2 separate regions of the Homo sapiens genome follow, and region 2 is linked to region 1. A link is a contact called in ENCODE Hi-C or POLR2A ChIA-PET data. All regions are on one chromosome and are shown on one strand. The core of a region is the stretch at or near the end of the contact, and the rest is flanking DNA. Distances in the headings are between cores, read along the strand shown.

Evidence for each region. A loop is a pair of places that touch in the nucleus more often than their neighbours do. ChIA-PET counts read pairs that join two places held with the same protein, here RNA polymerase II (POLR2A). Pooled maps may share reads with other maps.
Region 2: a loop to region 1 is called in a map of Right ventricle myocardium inferior, with 4 times the contacts of the local background. The contact joins the enhancer-like site here to the promoter of FHOD3 in region 1. A Hi-C loop is called at or near these places in 3 of 168 maps with a recorded cell type or tissue (Right ventricle myocardium inferior, chondrocyte and mammary epithelial cell), 5 of 37 single-sample maps with no recorded cell type and 7 of 50 pooled maps. POLR2A ChIA-PET finds 5 or more read pairs at or near these places in 1 of 52 experiments (activated T-cell).

What each region holds. Positions count from the first base shown.
Region 1 is chr18:36,293,039-36,300,375 of GRCh38, reverse strand. FHOD3 (formin homology 2 domain containing 3) reads right to left here and starts at 2,663. Exons shown (of 29, transcript NM_001281740.3): 1 at 2,376-2,663. The coding sequence starts at 2,540. RefSeq lists silencers at 2,421-2,490, 2,611-2,900 and an enhancer at 2,840-3,817.
Region 2 is chr18:36,626,014-36,633,350 of GRCh38, reverse strand. All of the region lies in intron 10 of FHOD3 (formin homology 2 domain containing 3), which reads right to left. Among named protein-coding and RNA genes, the nearest start is that of TPGS2, 200 kb to the left of the region's middle. Within about 2 kb of position 3,935, at least 3 of the 41 ENCODE cell types and tissues checked have a DNase peak (open chromatin) inside an H3K27ac peak, as active enhancers do.

The DNA of each region.
Region 1 (7,337 bases), core at 1,414-3,913:
CCAGGCCTAAAAGTGCTTGGCCCTTGAAGGTGACCGGGTGAACCCCTCCAGTTAATGGAAGAGAAGCCCGGGAGGCATGGCTTCTGTCCACAGCCATATACCTGGTTCCCAGAACAGAACAGCACCGACGCCCTGAGTCACACAGGGCTGGTTTGAATCTCAGTTCCCCACTTCTAGCACAAAAAGTGGGTCATTTAGTCACTCTCCCTCACTTTCCTCATCTCTAAAATAGGGACAATCAAAGCCCCTACCTTATGGAGCTGTGTAGTATGAAAGGAAACCATGCATTCAGAGCCTGGGTGGGGCATACACTACATGCCAAGTGCTTGAAACTCCAGCTGTTTCTATCAAGGTGGATCATCCAATTTTAAGATTCTCTGATGGAAATTAGTATCATCTTAACAATATGAATGTATACCCAGGCACATAAATGCCCTGACTTCTGCTTTACAGAACCCTCATCAATAAAGTCGGTTGCTCACTCTGCTGTAGATGGGAAAAACAATGCCAGACATCTAAATATACTGCAGGGGTCTTCGGGCAAAAGATTCTGAGACTGAGGCTGGCTGGCCCCCAAAACAAAGGTCAAGGGTCTCTGTAGAACCACTTCTGGTTCTGTTCATTCCATAAGGGACACCTTAGAAAGTTCTGCAAGCCAGTGCAACTGCTCTGCTGGGGCTTCTAGTTGGGGGTGAGGAGGGGGGCAGTGGAGGAGCATCAGGATTTTCTCCTACCAGACCAGGATCAAGACTGTGGGGCTGTTCCATGGAAACATGAAAACATACTGCAGCTCCCAGCTTGAAAGGTCAACCCATGTATATAAGGTTTGAAATCCAAGGAAACCACTTCAAGGTCACAGGGCCACAATTATGAGCCTTTGGTGGTTTCAACAAAAGATCACTGTAATCAGAGACCGTAGTGGCCTGAATAATCATGATGTAGAAGAAGCTCTTTGAAAACTTTTCACTGAATCAACTAATTGAGAAGAACCAAATAATTTACAAAAGTGATTCTGATCAGCTGAATCCAGAATACATCACTCTGGATGATGACGACCCTCTGTCTCCCAATCAAATGTGCTTTTGTGGCCAGAGAGGTTTCCACGACTGTATCCGTCCTGAACCAACCAGGAGAGAATGAGATGGAAATGCCCCATTCCTTATTCCTGAAAACGTTACTAACTAAGTAGAGGAGGAAAGCACTGATACATTAATAGAGAGGAAACTACCACTGCTAAAGTCCACCAGTTTCCTCACACAACCAACCTCCTCCTCTACTTGCAAAGCAGGTCAACATCATACAGAAATCCGAGGTTTTTTTTTAAATCAATTTTGTTCTTTTGGGCATCAACGCTTATCTCTTCCAAATATGTGTTAATGTCGACCCTCAAGAAATAAATCATCTCCAAGCTTTGATATGAATCCTAGGCAGAAAAAATACTGGGAAGGTAATTTTGCAAGCTGCATTCAATCTGTCTAAGTGAGAGTAAGGGTTTTCCTAGGTAACGAAATGATTAGCTTTCAATACCCACCTCTTTGCAACAAATGCTTTGCAAGAGGCCTATCCTCCTGCAAAAGGTTTTATTTAAATAAAAATAACAAATAAAAAAAAAAAAACCTCTCTAACGGGTAGACTGAGCAGCCATTCTTCCCAGGGGACACTCATTTCGGGCTGCCAAGCTGAGGCTTTGTGAGCGCGCCGCCCCTCCGCGCCCCCGCCCCTCCTCCCACAGCGACTGCTCCTCCGAGGTTCCCAAGGCCACCTGCTTCTCAGAAGAAAAGGGGGATACCCTGAGCGCTATCGCAGTGTGCGGCCGGCGTCCCCGGCGGCGCCCCCGGGGGAAGGAGGAGGCGGTGTCGCCGGGAAGCGTGCTTTGTCGCGAGGGTCGCGTGGCCGCCCGCAGCGGCCCCAGAGGCCTGAGGGAGGTTTTGTCCCGGCCGTCGCTCAGAGCTCTCCTCTCCAAGGGACCTGAGTCTCGCGGCGCTCCGCTTCTTCCCGCGCCCCGCTTGGTGCCCGCCCGAGTGCCGAGGCCGACTGCCCGCGTCCTAGCCCCACCCCGCCCACCCGGCCGAGCTAACGGCGCGGCTCGGGGGAGCCTTCTCCATCCCGCCTCGGACCGGCTCGGCACCTGCTCTGCCACGCCCGCCCCCGGCTCTAGCTGTTCCTTCCCGCCCGCCCCGGAGGGTCCTGCGCCAACCAGCGGGTGCCTCGAGCCCTTCTGTCTAACGGGGAGGGGGATTTGCCCTCGAGCGATGGTCCCCCCGGGCCGCGCCCAGCCCAGCCCAGGGGGCCCACGAAGCCCCGGGACCCACCCCGGCGCGCACCGCGGCAGGGGGCTGAGTCCAGGGGGCCCAGCCCACCCCGCCGGGTCGTACCTTGTGCGGCGCCTGCAGCAGCCTATGGACCCCCGCCAGCTGGGTGCCGAGCGCGAGGTCCTCGCGGAACGTGAACAGCGGCGGCCGGCTGGGCTCGGGGAAGTTGGTGCTGTTGAAAGGGTCCGTGTCGTCCAAGAACTGCACCCGGCAAGCCAGCGTGGCCATGATGCATCCCTGCCGCGGGGGCGCGGGCCCCGGGGTTAGCGGGGCCGCGGGCCGGGACGCCCGGGTAGCTGCGCGCAGGGGAGGCCGCAGCCGCAGCTCGCTGGCTCGCGGACTCGCAGGCTCAGGCGCGCCGGGCTGCAGCCCGGGCTCCGGCCGCGGGGGGCGGGGCGGGGGCGGGGCCGGCGGGCCCCCTCCTTCCCCTCTCCCTCCGGCTCCTCCCCTCCTCCGGGTCCTCTACCCCCGGCCGGGCTGCCCCGAACGACCGGACCGCAGCCGGGAAAGTGCAAAGGAGACGGCTCGCGCGGCATCCGCAGCCCTGCGCCAAAGGCCGGCGGCGGAGGCGGGGCGGGGAGGCCGGGCGGCCGGACTCTGCTGCACGTGCGCCCCGCGGCCCAGGGCCGAGCTGCACCCCTCGGAGCCTGGAGGACCGAGTTGGGGAGTTGGGGGGTTGGGGGACGGGGAGACAGGCGGCCTTCTGACTTCTTCCCCACCCGGAGAAGGCTTAAGCCTTTCCAGATGAAGGCGGCGGCGGCCGGCTTCTGCTGCCCAGATTTGGAATACCCCGGCAGGGCACCAGGTGGCCAGGGAGCCGGCTTCGGCAGCAAGAGGGGTGGTGGCAGTGACCGGGAGCCCCACCTAAGGGTACGGGGAGGTTTCCCTTAGGGACAAAGAAGCTAAGAAAGAGGAGGGTGCGCCAGGGAACCCAGGCCGCTTTTAGGGCACAAGCCTAGAGTCGAGAGGCGTGGGGGCTGCGAGGCTTCGCTGCGGGACTCCAGCGCCGGGCCTGGACCCCGGGGCTCCCGGCGGATGCTGGTTAAACCTCTGCATCACCACGGCCTCTCCCCAGTTAGGCCGCCGAAAGCCCTAATTGGACCTTGTGGGGCCGCGGGGGCTTGGGGAGGTGGGAGCCCTTCTGGCAAGGTTCCCGAATTGCAGAGAGCCGGGGATGCCCTGGTAACCGAGGGACTGGGAAGGAAGGTTTGCGTCCTGCCCGCCCCTGCCAGGCGGGAGCGGCAAGACTCGGCGCTGCCTCCCACCGCTCTCCTCGCTGCTCACGGGCGACCCCCTTCGTTTTCAAGAAAAATTCACGGTTCTCCCTATTCCCAGGCCACAGCCAAGTTCCTGGTTCCTCCCCCCTTATATAGATCGCCCTCATAACACCCAGTCTCTCTTAACATCCGAGTGTTTTCAAGGCGACTCTATAACGCGTCTATCTCCCTTTCCTCTGGTTTCAAGGGAAAAGAAACCCTTATCCCTATTTAGCAGCCTCACCCACATCTTTAACCTCTCCCTCTCCGTGATCTCCCTCCCTGCCACACATACACACTTATGCCTGATCTTAAAATAATAATTCCACGACACTTCCGCTCCTTCCAGACGAACTTCTAGCTCTACTTTCTTTGTTATTTAACTCTTTGAATGAATCCTCTAGATTAGCCGTCCCCAATCTTTTTGGCACCAGGGACCGGTTTTGTGGAAGACGATTTTTCCACGGACAGTGGTGGGGTGGGGGTGGGGGGCGTTTGGGGGAGGAAGGGCAGATGGTTTCAGAATGAAACTGTTCCACCTCAGATCATCAAGAATTAGATTCTCATACGAGCGCGCTACCTAGATCCCTCGCATGCGCAGTTCAGAATAGGGCTCTCTCTGGCATGAGAATCTAATGCCTCCGCTGATCTGACAGGAGGCGGAGCTCAGGCGGTAATGCTCGCTCACTGGCCGCTCACCTGCTGTGTGGCCCGGTTCCTAACAGGCTACGGACCAGTACCGGTCTGCGGCCGCGGGGTTAGGGACCCCTGATCTAGACTGGATCTCCACCAACTTCCGCATCTCCTCACAGCCAGAATACTAAACGCACGAATTCTTCCCCTCTGAGATGGGCCGCCTGCACTTCCACCTTCACGTCCACCTCCCTCCTCACTGAGAGAGCCCTCCAGTCCTGGCCACCTCATTTCCTATCACTTTTCCAACCCGGATCCCAGCCCATCCTCTCAGGGGCCTCCTCTCCACACCCCTCCTTCAGTCCCACCTGTCCTTTGGGTACCTGGCTTGCTTCTGCCCCATCTACCAAGTGCCTGCTGCTAGTGGGACCACTCAGTGCCCCACTTCCACCCCAAAGCCCCTCAGCCTCTTACTCCACTGATGCTGCTGCAAGCTTCTGCCCCTTTCCTCGACTCAGAAATTAGTCAATAAGGTAAATAATTTCTCCAGAATGACTTCTAGCACCCTCTCCTCTTCATCTTTCATCTTATTTTCCATCTCCTCTCCATCTTCCATCTCCCACTTCTCAGAAGGTGACCAAAGTCATACTTTTCCTCCCATTCAAGGCTCTGCCCCCACCTGGACCCTGGGTCCCTTTCATCCCACTTGCTCTTGCCTGGGGCTCTATCACTGATCCACTCACTTCCACCTTCCTCCCCTGGCCCCTTACCCTGAGAACCAGGGCCTGCTTCCTGATGTGCAACTCTTGAAGCCACACAGGGCTCTGCACTTTAAAGGGTCCCAAATTGGTTTAATGTTTAGCTGTTGTTGTCTTGAATTTTTTAAATACTTTTTTAAGGAGTCCCGGCATTTTAGTTGTGCACTGGGCCCCATAAGTTATGTACTCAATCCTAATGAGAATAAATACTCAAGTGTTTTCCATCTTAAAAGCTGCATCTTTATGAAGCCCACTTCTCACTCTAGCTCCCTGGCTTATCTCATCATCACTTCCTAACCAACTTCTGAGAGAGAGCCATATTCATTTCTTAGCATCCTCATCACCTTTTCTCCATACCCCATGACATCTGGAAGGAAACCCCTTCCTGCCATTCTAAGATCATCAATGCCAGCCTAATTTTCTTACCTGGAGGACACCTTGGCCCTGCTACCCACTTTCTTGGCAGCATCTGTCACCATGGCACCATGGAAGATTCTTTTCTCAGACTCTTACCCCCTCAGCTCAATAGCTCTACCCACTGTAGGTTCTCCTCCTCCTTTGACAGCTCCTTCTCAAGTCTTTCTGGGCTTCATCCTCCTCTTGGTCCTGTTCACATTTCCTCTAGATTTTCCTGGCTTCAACCGTCCTCAACCTGCATGCATCCAACTCTATACTCACAGAGGAGTCCCTCTCCTCCCTTCTAGGCTCTGATTTTCACTGGGCAACTAAACATCCCTATCCTGGTTACCACATCATACTCAATTACACATTCAACCCAACACCCCAACCTGGCTGCCCATCCAGAAACTCTTCCACAAGGTTGCCGTCTGCCAGACTGCTTTACCTGCCTGTCTGCTGATTCCAATGCTCTCCAAGCCCTTGGAGCATAGAACACCAGAGCTATGGTTACTGTTAATTTATTGTCTGTGTTGTCACTAAAGAAAAAGCTCCTCTGGGCAACAACCATGCCATATTCAACTCTACGCCTACCACAGAGAAGACACACAATAAATGTCTAATGAATGTATCAACATCAAAGTCATCTTTGACTCCTGCATCTTGCGTTGGTCACTATGACTTGTTACTGAATCAGCCTCTAAAATATTTCTCAATTCTTCCCTTCTCTCTAGCCCTCACTTTCTATGCTAGTCTTCTAATGACTTCCCCAGACTTGCATCCTGCATTTGGTCTTCCACTGGCTTCCCCAGAGCCAGTGATCATTCTAAGATGTGTGTTTGACATATTACACCACAGGGTAAAATCCTTACATTCCAAACCCCTTAGCACAACTCACAAAGCCCTCTAAGACCTGCCTCAGTCTACCACTCCAGGCATATGGTTGGTCATTCCCAGCTTCACAGCCTGCTTTCAAGCCATGCCAAACTTATTACTCTTTCCCAGACATGCTGAGCTTTCTCATGGTGAGCATCTAAACCTAGAATGCTCTTGCCTATCTAGTCAGTCAGCTGAACCCACTTATCCTTCAATTCTCATTTCTAATGTCAACTCTTCTGGAGAGACATCTCCAACTCTACCCCAAACAAGGATTGTCTGTCTTTCTTCTGTGGTCTCAAATTACATATGCCCTTACTGTAGCACTTTTCATGTTACATTGTAAATGTATGCTTGTATATGCCTACTCCACTAACTATAAGATTTTCAGGATTGGAATTTGCCTTATTAAATTTTAATCTGAAAACTTCAGTGACTGGCACCTAAAATGAAACCTTCAGACTTTTTAATTATATAGGCTATCCTTAATTCTTTTAAGGATTTTTGCCTTGGCAAAAATTTACTAATTACTAATATTTTTTCCTCTAACAGCCAATTTTTTTCTCAGCCTAATTTTTAAATTATTTCTTTTTAGTAATGTAATGATTTATCTTAATTTAAAAGGCCAAGAGTAATAAAAAGTTATAACAAGATATCAGAAACAGACATCTGACCCTAGTTTACAACACCCCTTCTTAACATACACACTTTCCAGAGCCACTCGTTTCTAAATAGTGTGAGTACACTGCTGTACTTTGAGCTATCAATTTTAGATAATACACTGACCTTCTGTCATGCGGAGGGTTTTAGCTTCTTTATAGTCCATTTCCTTTTCCAATATTGTTCTGTCACAATGTTAGTCAAATTCTTATGCAGTGATTTTAAAATTTATGATGTTAATATTGTTCCTGTCTGTGCCAAGTTGTGTACAGGATTACATGCCCTTTCTTGTACAACTTTTTGTTTTTCCTCAAGTTAATGTTTGCCTCAATTTTTTTCATTTGATTATTATTTTTTCTTGAACAGCTGGCTAAATCATCTCATATCCTGCAACAGTCCTACAAATGCCTCTCTCAATATTGTCAAATAAGCTTTCAGTTCTATTC
Region 2 (7,337 bases), core at 2,686-5,185, 330 kb before region 1:
TCTTTTTAAAATAATAATTGGTCATAGCTGGTGCCAGTGAAAGGCGGTCTCCTAAGAGAGAAAAAACACATAAAGCTAGTGATCAGCAGCTTCCCAATAAGATCTGAGAAGTTGGGTGATTGGGCTCAAGCACACGCACTAAGAGGCAAAATGGCAGAGTTTAACTGGTATATGACCTTCCTCTAGGAACACTGGAAGATAAGGGGAAACTGCCTCAAGTGAGCATGCACACAACTTCAGTAAACACAGTGCACACGCAGCCCCTCCCAAGTGCCAGCAGGGCACTGCGCATGCGGACAGCCCACCTAAGGGAAGAATCAGGGTAGAAAAGACACAAACCCTGGAACCACATCAATGTATAAAACCCCAAGTCAAAGGCCAAAGAGTGCATCTGGATCTCTTAAGGCATCTGCTTGGCCCTCTTCCAAGTGTATTTTACTTTCCTTCTTTCCTGCTCTAAAATTTTTTAATAAACTCTCACTCCTGCTCAAAAACTTGTCTTGGTCTGTCTTTTGCCCCTCAGACAAATTCTTTCCTTCAAGGAGGCAAGAATTGAGTTGATGCAGACCCGTATAGATTCGCCACTGCTAACACTGGCTCCATCCCTACCTCTTCCATTGCTTACCTCCTAGACATGGAAGGAAGAAGAGCATAGCATTTTCCCAGGACAACGCAGAGGCTGCAGTTAAAAAGAGGACACACATTGCTGAGCAAGCATGATGCCTAAAAGCCACACGGGACGGGACTCACGAATTGGACACCATAACAAATATATTTAGTGCATGTGATGAGAGGTGTCAGAAATTCAGTTAAAAGACATTTGAAAGACAGAAAAAATGGTCAAAATATTAATATCTAAAATGTGTAAAGAATACTTATATTCTACTTTGAATCTGAAGGTTTTCATATTAAAAATAAAGACTAGTTGTAGGTCAATTAAAATAGGCAAACCATTCAGGAGACAAATGAGCAAAGAATATTTACAGGCAACACTAAGAAAAGGAAATGTTAATAGCTAATGAAGCAATTAAAGTTGTACAGCCTCAGTAGTAATAAAAAAATGCAAATTACAATGCTGAGGCATTTTTCACTTTTCAATACTACAAAAATTATGAAAATCTCCTAACATTCAGTGATGATGTGGGAAAATGGTGAGTCATATGCTGACGGAGAGTAAAACCATACAGCCTTTGTGGAGAGCAATATGGCAATATCAATATTTAAAATGTAAATGTCCATTGTCTCAAATTCTACTTCTAAGAATCTAAGAGTGCTAATGCTCACAAACGTGTATGTGCACCAGTGTGTATGTTCATTACAGCAAGTTTGGTATGAGAAAAAAACTGGAACCAAGCCATAGCAAAATGTATGACAGCATCATGGTATTATGGTATATCTATATATTGGAACATTAGCAATAATTTTTTAATGTACCATTAAGCAATAATTTTTAATGTATTGATATGAAAAATATAGATCCAATAATAAATACAGCAGTGTCCATTTACTAATGGCTTACTAATTGCCAAGTACTCAGCATGTATTTATTTCCACAGAATAACAGAAATAAGGGTTATTTAGGAGAATGGTGAGGACATGGACTCTGGAGCTAGACCACCTAAACTGTAGAACCAGCTCCACCATATATTAGCTGTGGGACCTTGGGCAAGGTGCTTCAACTCCCTGTGCCTCAGCTTCCCCTCCTGTCACACAGCATTAATTACAGTACCTATATCGTGACATAATAGCAAAAATGGAGTTTGTACACTTGCAGTGCTTAGCATACTGCCTGGCAGATGATTAAGTGTTCCGTAAAGGCTAGCTGTTGTTGTGGCTGTTACTGTTATATTCATCTTTGCACTATATGGTACAACTCTCTTCATTTTACATCACACAGTTGGCACCACATCTTTAAATCCTATCATTTTTATTTAAAAACATAAAGAGTTGCTATTTATTCAGTGCCTACTATGAGCCAATGGCCATATATAAATTGGCACATAGCTATTTTGGGAGAGCTGGGTTCTGAACTTGCCCTCCCATGCTTCAATACCTCCACATCCTATGCCCAAGACCACAGTGATTCTAAACACCCCTCTGGTGAGGATTTGTGGAGACTGAGTGCTTCCCACTCCTTAGGAGCGGTAGTCTGTTCTCTGCCAGGTGCAGGCTGAGCTTCCAGTGCTGGTCTCTGCACCCTGCCCCACAACAAACCCCTGCCAGACTTCTCCCTGCAGCTCAAGTGGGCTCTCCACTGCCGCATCAGTACTCCTGGCCTGGAGCCCACCTAAGCATGGTCTCTTTTGCTCCTGGAACCAGCTGAGGCTAGGCCACATCTTCTCTCTGCTGCTCAAGGGTCAAGTATGTCTGTAGGTCAGACTACTGTTCTCCTGACTACAAGCTCAAGGCTTGGCTACAACTCCTGACTCCCACAAGACCCATTTATATATCCTTATCACTTTGCATTTATTAGAATGAGGACTTCTGTGAAACATACATTAGTCAATTTTTCTGTAACCCTAGTGTAACTTACATGGAAAAAAATTAGCAATTCTTATATGTAACTTTTTTCCTTCTTGACCATCAGTTGAAAGTATCGGCAGCCAAGAGGAGAGTTGCCCACTGCTGCTTCTCAATGCAGATTCCTCAGCTCCACTTGAACATTTCTGGTGAGACTGTGCCAGGTTCCTCTTCCTCTGAACAGGTTCGTGAAGCCTGGATGTAGACTGTCACACCTCTCTTATATAATCATTGTTCTCTCTTGCCAACTTGTTTTATGCTGGTGTCACATTCCATTATGTCAATTTTTTGGAGTGATGGATGTGTATGAAGCCGATTAGAATTGGATTTGTTGGCATTTCAGTTACTGAGAGTAGCATGAGATTAAGTCAAGGCTTGGTCCCCTAAAAGTGTTCAAGCATATTTCCTGAGAATTTGAAGCGTGAAACTTTGCTAAACGGACTTAAAATCAAAAAAAAGACTCTACTGTAAACCATGTAGTAGCCCAGAGTAACCAGTCAGCTGTGAAAGACAATTCATATCTCATTTAAGGAATCTGTTTCCATGACATTTGTTTGTAAAATGCCAATGGATTTTTTTAAACTAGAAATATATTCTATAGATCTGTGTTTTAGCTGATTATATTCTCTGAAAAAGAGTCAATTTTGACCCATGCACATGAATATTTAAGGTAGGTGCACAGAGTTCCAAATGCTTCTAAGAAAACTACCCTTTCCAATAGCCAAAACACTCTCTATCTCAGCATCATGTGGATTACATAACCAACGATCTGCCTTCCCCTAAGGCAGAATTTCTCAGATTCAACACTACTGACATTTTAAAACAGATAATTATTTGTTTGGCAGGGGGCTATCCTGCACTAAGTAGAACAGCATTCCTGGACTCCACCCACTAGATGCCAGCAGCACCACCCCGTCCCAGTTATAACAACCAAAAATGTGTCCAGATGTCTCCTAGGTGGCAAAATCACCCCGGTCAAGAACCACTGCCCGAAGGGACCACTGGGACCAATCCCGGCCTGCACAGTCCAATCTTCCCTGGACTCATCACATAGTCCCCTCCCTCTCCATGTGTCCCTCAATCTGGCTTATCTCTTGCCCTTCTCCGACCCCTCAATCTTCCTCTGTGCCCTGGGAACTCATGATCAGCCATCAGCAAAGTCCCCTATAGTCTCTATCTCTTCATGGAATATTCCTTTGACTTCCTTGCTCTAACACCAAATCTAAGAATACTGTTCCCCATAGCCCTCACACATAACACAGTGGATTCTTCTCTCATATGCCACATACTCTCCTTTGCCAATTTCCCCCAACCTCCCTCAAGAAACCCAGACCCTTGGGACAGGGGTTGGCAAACTACAGCCTGTGGGCTACATCTGGCCTACCACCTGTTTTTATACGGCCTGTGAGCTAAGAGTGGTTTTCACATTTTTAATGGTTGAAAAAAAATCAAAAGAATAATATTTCATGACATGTAAAATTCAAATCTCAGTGTCTATAAATAAAATGTCACTGGAATGCAGCCATGCTCATGCCAGTACCAGTGGCTGATGGCTGTTGACGTGCTACAAAGGCAGAATTCAGTTGAGTAGTTGCAATAGAGACCGTCTGGTACTCCAAGTTTAACATGTTACTTGGCCCTTGACAGAGAAAGTTTGCAGACCCTGCTGCTGAGGCACGTGGCACTAGTCTGGACCCTCCACTCCCTAACCAGTTGTCAACATCCACTATCTGCCAGGTCACTCTTCCACGTATATTAAAATATACACATGACTGAAAGCTGCATGGCACAACTGTTAACATTAGTGACTAAATGAAGTTCAAAATTACTTCTATAGTTTGGAATGTTGTGTGGAAATCAGCAGGATGAAACTGAAAGTTCACGTGTTAAGTCCCATGCAGTGTTTGGTATCAGAAGGACTGACACACAGAGCAGGAAGCAGCCCTGTTTTTGTCAACAGAGGAAGAACCAGGATAAACAGAATAGTTCAAGGGCAGATGGGGTACCTCAGGAGAAAGAGCACCCATGCCTGGAAGTGTACCCCATCTCTTGGGAACTTGACAGAAAGGGCTCCTGCTTTGGGCTAAATTTTAAGAACTTTCTAGCACTAAGATTTTTTCCCCTTCCAATGAAATTTGTAAACTTTAAGTGCAAAGATGAAACTCATTATGACACACATGGTCCCATAAAGATGCTTTTAGTTGACCAATGACCAATAAACTTGTACCTTACTGGGCAAATGCTCAGTGTAGAGTTGTATTTCCTAAGAAACCAAAGCAAACAAATCTGAGTTCAAGCTCTTATTAGTCTTTATTAGAATTAAAGCACATAGCTGGCTTAAGTCTACAGGGAGACTAAGCATTTCTCTCCAAGTCTTTGAATTTTTGTATTTACCTCAAACAAAAAAATACCTACAAGGAATGTAAATCAAATTGTCTCTCTAATCATCTCGCTTGAAGAATATGTTTAGGAGTGGTTGGCTGGGATGTGGTTGACTGGGAAGGAGTCTGTATACTTTGGATATTAAGAGCCAAGGGCCCAGCCCTTGGTCATAGCCCTTAGTCCTGTGATTTGGAATAGGCACTTAGCCCCATCTGTTTTCTCACTTGTACAATGAGGTTAATAAAACCTGTCCTGTCTGAATCTTACAGAGGATGATCGTGAGAGTTAAATTCAAATGATGCAAAAGGACCATCTGAGTGGAGACTGCCCTATATTTTTTTAGAACAATATGAACCCCTTTCTAAAACATATTTCTCCCTTCTTTACAAAAGTTGGCATCACTTGGGTGACTGAGTTATAAAATCTAGCCCCAAATCCTTCATATGTGGCATCTGAAGGCATGTTGCTATAAGCTAGCGTTAGGTGCGGCCAGGGCGTTTGCAGGGATGAAGAGCAATGTGCATATATGTACATGAGGCAGCTTCTGTGTCTTTCAAGGTCTGCAGGGGACAGAACACAATGAGCCACTTGACTCTGAGGTACTGTTTGAGGCACAGATGTTGAGCAGGTGACTAAGCTATGCAGGAAGAAATCATTTCCCAATCAGCATTTCACCACTGCATTCCCACTATCGCACTCCCACCTCATCAAAATCATGCCGTCACTTTGGGGCCACAGGCAAAATCCCTCCAACAGGCTTCGTAAATGAAGTCACTTCATAATCATCAATCTAGATAGATAAAACATCACCTATCTTTACAAGCTGCAAAGTATATTTTGCTCAAATGCTACTAAATTAATGTTGAAGTAATAATTCCAGTAAAGTGAAATTCCAAAAAGAATGAAGCAAACAGCATTCAGAGTGGCATCTCTGGCCTCCTGTTTCAGATCCTACCGAGCCCAGCACTTCAAGACTGTGAACCGTGCCCAGGATGGTCCACTTCCGTATCATCATCCTTACCAGCCTATTGCAAAGCATTGTCACCTGAACTCACAACACAGGAATCCTCGAAAAGTGTAACAGCAAGAAACAGACAAGGAACAAACATGATGAAGCAGGAGAACACCAAGTACTACTGACAAGGTCCACCTAACTCCTACCCTCAGCATCTTCGGTGGCTTTATATACAGGCCTTTTTCAGAGGATTGTGTACAATTTCCTCAATTCTCTTCATGTTAACTTCTCAAGCCAGCTGGAAGAGAGCTTCGAGGGCTTTTTCTTTGAGAATTGGCTGAGTTTCTTTAAGATTCTAGATCACAAAATGCAATGCTCATGGTAAAGGTTCTCTTTCCTTAATATGTTTAGAAGTTTAGGTCTTCTTTTCACTAAAATAGAGCTGTACACAGACTCTCAGAAACATAAAAGCCTGTAGAGAGAGGGCATCTGGGGTTATGAGGTAGAAGAGGGGTGTCAACATAGACCATGGTTGCACATCTATCTCAAACCAGTCCCTCCTCCTCCTGGGATAACAGGTATCTGAAGGCATGGCCTGGGTCCTGCTCAAATGATTCCATGGGTATCAGATTGTTTGGGGCACCTCTTGGTGCTGGTGGGGTATTCCCTTAGAGATGGAGAGGAGGGATATATCTTGATCACTCTTTCTTAAGGTCATCCAACTTATTCTGAGTGATTTTCTTCCTCATAATGTAGCCTGGTGACCTAAATTTGACTCCCAGGAGGATCTCTATGATGAGGGAGGATGATCCAGCCAAGTGATATGAGCACTTCCTGCTTCCAGACTATCAGCAGCAGGATGGGAATGTGTTAGTCAGCCCCTGTGGATTTGGGTGGCAGAGACTGGAGCCTAAAGTCCCTCATCCCAGTGACCTCAGAGCATCCATTTGGGAAGATACAACTGGACCCAGACTCTGGAGCAGGCATGGCCAGCCTTTTGTTGTACCTCTATACTATAGAACCACTCTGGGTTTGGCAGATTTTGTCAAACTTTATACTTTAAATACATATAATATCTCATAGGATTGCCAATCATTCCATTTTTTTCTATCTACCATTCTCGGTCTTCCTCCCAGCCCAAACGTGAGGCTCAAAGGGACAGAGATCATACCTTTCTATTTATGTATCTTCATGGCTTCAAGTAGTCCTGGCCTCTAACAGACACTCAATAAAAATGTTTCAGACTAAATGATGGAATTAGTGTGTACTGAAATATATAGAGACAGCTATTTGGAAACTCATATGGGTTTTTTCTGTTTAACTTAAACCAACCCAGAGATATCCCTGTATTGTCAGGAGTATCGCGAGACTCTTCCAACCCCACATTCCTACAGTGGTTATTTCTAGGCCAAAGTTTTGTGTTTTGAAGTCTTTTCCATTTGATAAAACACAGCTTTTCTGAACAGATATTAACTGAGAT